Regions from separate parts of the Homo sapiens genome. Here region 2 is linked to region 1. A link is a contact called in ENCODE Hi-C or POLR2A ChIA-PET data. All regions are on one chromosome and are shown on one strand. Each heading gives the region's core, a stretch centred on a gene start or an enhancer-like site at or near the end of the contact. The rest is flanking DNA. Distances are from core to core; before and after follow the strand shown.

The links. Hi-C counts contacts between places; a loop is a spot of excess contacts on that map. ChIA-PET counts read pairs that join two places held with the same protein, here RNA polymerase II (POLR2A). Pooled maps may share reads with other maps.
Region 2: a map of endothelial cell of umbilical vein shows a loop between it and region 1 (11-fold over the local background). The contact joins two enhancer-like sites. A Hi-C loop is called at or near these places in 5 of 168 maps with a recorded cell type or tissue (Right ventricle myocardium inferior, endothelial cell of umbilical vein, gastrocnemius medialis and 2 more) and 6 of 50 pooled maps. POLR2A ChIA-PET finds 5 or more read pairs at or near these places in 2 of 52 experiments (GM12878 and OCI-LY7).

The regions. Positions count from the first base shown.
Region 1 is chr4:123,831,160-123,834,576 of GRCh38, reverse strand. The region is part of intron 4 of LINC01091 (long intergenic non-protein coding RNA 1091); the gene reads right to left. Among named protein-coding and RNA genes, the nearest start is that of LINC01091, 180 kb to the right of the region's middle. RefSeq lists a silencer at 1,849-2,143. Within about 2 kb of position 1,761, at least 15 of the 41 ENCODE cell types and tissues checked have a DNase peak (open chromatin) inside an H3K27ac peak, as active enhancers do; they include endothelial cell of umbilical vein, gastrocnemius medialis and heart right ventricle, where a contact is called at or near this core.
Region 2 is chr4:123,891,585-123,895,001 of GRCh38, reverse strand. All of the region lies in intron 4 of LINC01091 (long intergenic non-protein coding RNA 1091), which reads right to left. Among named protein-coding and RNA genes, the nearest start is that of LINC01091, 240 kb to the right of the region's middle. Within about 2 kb of position 1,486, at least 6 of the 41 ENCODE cell types and tissues checked have a DNase peak (open chromatin) inside an H3K27ac peak, as active enhancers do; they include endothelial cell of umbilical vein, gastrocnemius medialis and heart right ventricle, where a contact is called at or near this core.

The DNA.
Region 1 (3,417 bases), core at 512-3,011:
TGTCTAATTGTGATAAGGACTCAAAGAGAAACAGTACAAGGATTGGCAATGAAGAGTGCTGAAAGGCATTTCAGAGCATTCTTTAAAATACTTATTAGGAGCCATGAATTTTACAGGGATTCTCTCATTTCATCCTAACAATAATCTTATAAAAATTATTATCTTATACCTACTGTACAGATGAAAGAAGTGGGCTCAGAGACATCAATGAAATGGCTCAGGGTCACACAGATCGTTAAGTAGTGAAACTCTAGAGCCCAAGTCCTAACCATTATGTGGTACTGCTTTCTACCAGATGATACAATACAAGTCTCTAACGATCTCATAAACCAATATAAACACACAGATTCTGTACACTCAGAGCTCCTTTTCTTTCCTGCTGTGTTTATCCATAAAACCTATTGAAAGTGTTAATATTATTAGGAGGTAGCATCCTGGCACATATGATTTTTTCCTAAATCAGTGCATCTTGGGCAATGTTTGAAAAGCAGCACATAATAACCACAATTAAAAGACCAAAACTTAACAAGAGAGAAAAATCATTACAAAGACTTCATGGCATGTTCCTCAACTGTACTAGGTTGGTGAAATATTCTATACAGATGGACCCTAGGATACCAAAATTATATTTGTGCATTAGTCCTGTTCAAGGAAATACAAATCACATTTCAATGCAATAAAATAATTAACACCAGAGACTGTAATAGAATCAAATTTCACATAGAGCAGGGACACACAAGGGTAACATAGTGAAATGGTTAAATGCATGGATTCAGTACTCAAATACATGTTCCAGCTTGCTCTGTCACTAACTCTACCTTCTTAAAAGCCTACTATCTTCTCTGAATGCTGGTTTTCTTATCATTATGATAGTAATAATAATAGTATCAATCTTATATGTTTTGTGAGAATTAAAAGAGTTAATGCATGTTAAAGGCTTAGCTCAGTACCATCAAACAGGAAATGTACAATAAATCTTATTTATTACTGTTATTATCATGAATGGATGTGCCACCTTGAGCAAAGGGGATTTGAATGCTCAGAGAAGTAAAAGGTCTGACACTTAACAGGATACCTGATGTTATTTTTCCAAGAACCTATCTACACATGAGTGTTGAAGGAACCACTACTCCCCCTTCCCAAATTGCTGCCTCGGGAATATATTTAGAAACTAATTGTTAACAGTAGCAGCATATCCAAACAAAAAGGGCAATGACATAACTTTGACTCATTTCTGTACATTTATATAAATAATTCAACTAATGAGTGTCTTACAAGAAGAAAGAATGAAGATGACGCCACTGGTATGTAAAAATATTCATATCAACTCAGCCCCTTTTGTTAACTCTCAATAGCTACTGATTATCTGATTATTCCTTCTCATCTGTGTTTGGATGACTTCAAGGCACTTCCCAGCAAGTAAACTCATAATATTAAAGCAATGTTCTTTCCCAATTTATACCAGATTTCATCCCATCATATCAACAGCCCATATAGCCAAAGAAAGGGCTTTCTTACACATGGTTTCCATGGTGTTTATGCCTTTCTATCCTAAACAGACAGATGCATTAAGCAATGCATGTCAATCCCATTATGAGGCTGTGAAATGGGCAGAAGTTTTGTTACACACTCATGCAATCACACACATTGTGAACATCCTGTTTATTTGGCTCATCCTCTGATGATTGGCTGTGGTATATCAGCACATTACTGACAGCTGGGAATTTCTCCAGTGGAACATGCCTTTCCTATGACAAACATCCAACGAGCAATGGGAACATGTGTCTGCCCACTGTGCCCATACAAAGCAGCCCAGTTTCTCCAAATGCAGAGCATATTGGGTGCTTGGATTTTCTCAGAATGCCACCGACAGGCCCCTGGTGACCTTTAGGGGCCATATGAGATAATACATTCTTAGACTCCTATTTCCGGACTGCTTTGGGCAAGGTCAGGATGGCAAATGTCCCACTTCCACAATATCAGATGTTACGGTAATTCCTTTTAGCTAATGTGTAAGAGCAAAGGAATGCCTTCAAACCTCATCTAGGCCCTGTGGAATCTGTTGAAAATGCATGACAGCTGTGGGCTTTGGCGAGGTTGTCTGTGAATGTATGAGATTTGGAAACCATTCAAAGCTAGAAATAACTGTACAACTCATAACCCTTCACCACTGCTCACTCTCTCTCTCTCTCTCTCTCCCCCCTCTCCCCCCCCTCCGCCCCCCGTCATGTCATTCTCTCTTCCCATCACTCATTTCTCATGCACTGTATCTGGGTCACAATCTCATCCTCCTGACTCAAATGCATCATCACTGCTGGGAACTGTGGATAACATCCTCCACACAAAAAGATGGGAAAAGAAGAAAGAGGCAGGGGTGGCAGTGGGGGCAACAGAAGGATTTTAATAACGCACAAGAACAGGAAATTGAGAAAGATCTTTTTTTTCAGTATCCAACTGGGAGTTGAGAAGCAGCAGCAAACTCACACTTATTTAAAGGCCCATCTGCAGGTAGAATCATCCTCGGGTGCTCGAATGATGTGTAAAGGCACTTGTTTTCCTAAACCTGAATAATACTTTGAAAGGCTATGGCTATTTATACTTCACTTTTGAAACTTGTATGTGTATTTTATGCACCTCACCATTAACTCTCACAGCAAAAGAGTTTGTGAGTGACATTTTTGAGAAAAGTAGGATAATTAGGAAAAGGAACTGAGAGAAAAGGGGTCAAGCTCAAAAGCCGGCTTTTTATTCAAATGACTTATACCCAACTACACTATTGATTCTGACCTCAGAATTCCTACTCTTGAAATTTTGACTTAAATTATCATCTCCAGATTCAAAGACTCAGCAACCTGGTTCATAAACAATGTGACACCCTGGTAATCACTGGCTTTTTTCCTGTAACTTCTGCTACTTCTACATAGATTTAACATACTACCTCTTGGCACAATCAGGTTGTTCCAGCAGTTTTTACTTTCTAGTTAAACCCAGGTTTTTCACATGGTGGCTGTGGGTCAGTCATTGACCATAATGACTTTTCAGCAGTCTAAGCTAAGAGGCACATTATCCACAGTTTAGCCAGGATGGAGCTTTACAACTAATGAATTATTTTGGCAGTTAATATTATCCCACTGATACCCTAAAATGAAACAAAAACACATAGATAACATTAAAACAACTAATTTAGAACATGGGAAACTATGTAAAGAAGGAAAAAAAAACCTTCCTATACAGAATTTTGCTGCATGCTCTCATGAATTTCATTAGCTACACGGATCTAATTGAGTGTTGAGAAGCAAAGGAAAAACAGGTCTGCCATCCATACACTAACGCTTACGGCATCTAACGCAAAGGAGAGATCCCCATAGAAACTCACAGAGAAGGCCACAGATGCTCCCTCAGGGGCATTCACTCTTA
Region 2 (3,417 bases), core at 237-2,736, 61 kb before region 1:
TTTTTTCTTCCCCCATTTTCAATGGTCAGTGGAAGGAGAGTGAGTGAGTGGGTGGAAAGAAGTTAGAAATGCTCCTCTGATTAATTCTTCCGGAGAGTTAAGAAGACTTTTCCTTTTCTCTATGGATGCATGAAGAATAAGGAAGTGTTCTAACATACTTTTAAGAGCAATGTCAAATTAGCCGGGCGCAGTGGCAGGCGCCTGTAGTCCCAGCTACTCCGGAGGCTGAGGCAGGGGAATGGCGTGCACCCAGGAGGCAGAGCTTGCAGTAAGCCGAGATTGCGCCACTGCACTCCAGCCTGGGCGACAGAGCAAGGCTCCGTCTCAAAAAAAAAAAAAAAAAAAAAGAGCAATATCATCTTTCAGTAGCTTCCGAGTCTACAATTGGCCTTACATATTAAAAACACAATCTTCTTTGATATTTTGAAAGATCAAAAATTTAGCAGCTATTCTAAAAACTAACCTGTTTCTTTAGAATAACCTGTTTCACTATTTACTTATGCACTCATGCATTCAAAAAAACATTTATTAAATGCCTATCATGTTCCTGGTTCTTTTATGCTAGTGATCAAAGGAAAAATAAGCCACCATCAATGTCCTTAAAGAGCTCTAGCTGGAGAAATGGCCAATTAACTAATAAAAATAATAATAGTAATAAAACGTGATACACAGTATAATGGAGGAAGGAATATTATACCATGAACCCAAAGGGGAAGGAGCAATTAATTACTAGAAGAAAGAAAAAGAAACATTGTAATAAAAATAACAAAAACATATTGTCCTGATGTAGGCTTTGAAAAATGAATAGGAGTTCACTAGGAGAAAATGAGTAGGAACGAAGCTATCCCTTAAAAAAGAAGGACCATGGGCAAAGGCACAAAGGTCTGAATATGCAGCATTTCAGAAATCATTAAACTAAAAGGAAAGCACATTTGATATATGTAAAATATTTTCACATTTAACTTAAAGTTTATTAAAGCAGGGAAACTTTTGCGTAGTTTAATAAAATTACAAAGATCTAGAGGTGAGGCATTTTGAACTAGTTAATAACCAAATGATTTAGGGAATTATTCATTAACCATTAACAAATACCTCCTGCATCCCTCATCTTTGGTTGAGTTCCAACAGTAATATCTCAGAGGTCTTGGCACTTGAAATCTGAACTTAAGCATTTATGTCTACAATATAAGGACCAAAAATATTTTGCTTCTGGGTCATTAAAATTTTTAGAATAATAAGCCCTTCCTTAGCAGCCTTTCTATTTGGTAGAACGCCATGCAGCAATGTGTTCCATATCTGAATTCATAGGGGAAATAAAGTGGTGCTCTTGTTAAGGAAATCCATTTCCTCCAAAAGGACAAGGTATGACAAAGACTGTTTTTCCAACTTAATGTAAATTTCATAACATCAGCAGCGTGCCGTGCAAACTGCCAAATGGAAAGGCTCCCACACGCCCCATCCACATAATACATGGACTCAGGAGGGGCAGAAATTACATTTACTTTAGGAACGATACATCCTCCACACAGCCTCTAAAATCTGCACTGGTGAACCCACTCCTATCTGTTGAAGTCTTTGTCTTTATTAAATGCTTTCTTTCAGGATGGCTAAAATGATGAGAGGTCTTTTGCTTGCTTTTCTTCCTCTTTTGCTGTCTCTTTCCCTTTACAGATACAGCCCCAGTGATTGAAAAACCCGACCTGCAAATCTGACCGTTCAACTTATCTAGGACAATCTCTAAGTACAAGGTCGACATTATCTCAGCCTGCATCCTGTGTAATTATAGTATTTGGCTGGCATTGCTGAATAGGGGCTGAAATCCATCAGGTTTTAGTTAATCTTCCTTGAGTAATCACAGCTGGTTGGCCGGAAGAAAATGATTATGAAATAAAGTTGTTGTGTCTCAATAATAAAGATTACTGATATGCAGGGCAAGCTCTATCTAAGGTTAACCTTTCTCTACATATGAAGGCTCCATATAACTGAGGAACAAGAAATTGTTTCTGAAAAGTCTGCTTTGCTTCAGATTTTAACTTCTCTTTTCTTTTAACTTTTACTAAATCCCCCACCAGTCCTGAATTTTCGTTACACTGCACTGAAACACATATACTAACCCTTTGGAAGTTTTTCAAACAGATCCAACTAGCAGTTTAATGGACATGAGATCAGCTTCCTTCAAGTCTTTGAGTAGAATCTCATGTTGTTTTATTAAGAATCTTTTTATTGTGCTAATCTTGAGGCTATGAGTTATTCACACGACAGACAGGATGACGATGAATCTGCATGGTGATATTAGAGAGTATGTCAAGTGATGTTGTAGTGGCGCAAGCTGTATATTCAGAACAAAAAACAGACTTACACAGTTGGAGAAAACTCTCCATCACTGTCTATGCAATATGAACAATGCAGCATACATCCAATCCAATAATTTTTACCCCTTCTTATGATAAGAGATGATCACAAAAGATTTATCTAGCAACTGTAAAAAGGCACAGATGGTGGTATGGTGGTTAACAGCACAGATTCTGCAGTCATAGCTAGCTTTGCCTCTCACCAGCTATGTGACTTTGGGTGAATTACTTAACCTCTCTATTGACTTAGTTTCCTCAACCTTAAAATAGAAATTATAATAATAGTAGCTGTCTCATGTGCACATCATGAAGATTAAATGAGTTAACATATCCAGGATGCTCAGAACAGTTATTGGCATTTAAAAAGCATAGTAAGTGTTCACTCTTGATAACATTAAAACATATAAAGAAACAGGATTGGCTGGATCCTAACGTTGTTGGATAGGCAGTAAGTACAACTTGCAAGATCTTTAGCTCTAAATTCTTGTTTGATACTTGACTTCAGGCTATTAACATTTAACCAGAGACTCATAAACAAAATGACCTATGGTTAAACTCATCACGTTAATGTGTCTACTCATGAGAAATAAGAACGCACATAAAAATAGTACACCATAGATTTTGTCTGGAAGGGTAAGATGAGAGCAAGAGGACAAGGGAAGATGATTTGCTTGAGGCTGATGGTTCTGGGCACAGTGGCTCCCAGACTCCTCCTTATTCCACTGCTTTCATTGCCCTTACAGCACATGACTGGGATGACCAAGGAAGTTCCTCCTACAAAGAAATACATTTCAGTGTCTGAGTTTCCAAGCACATATTGGCATCCATTCCTTGGCTATTGAACTGACTCTTCTTTCTTCCTAATTACATCCCTAATGTAAATACATCCAGCAATAATCCTTAATTACATCCTCTTAATTACACACCGACTGCAAATGCATGCCAACTCTCCTTTGTCATCATTTAAGTCAATTGGTTAATACTAAACCAAACAAATACATAGACACACAAGAAAGCCATAAGTGGGAGGTTTTGAATAGAAAGATAAGCTGAGAAATATGTATTT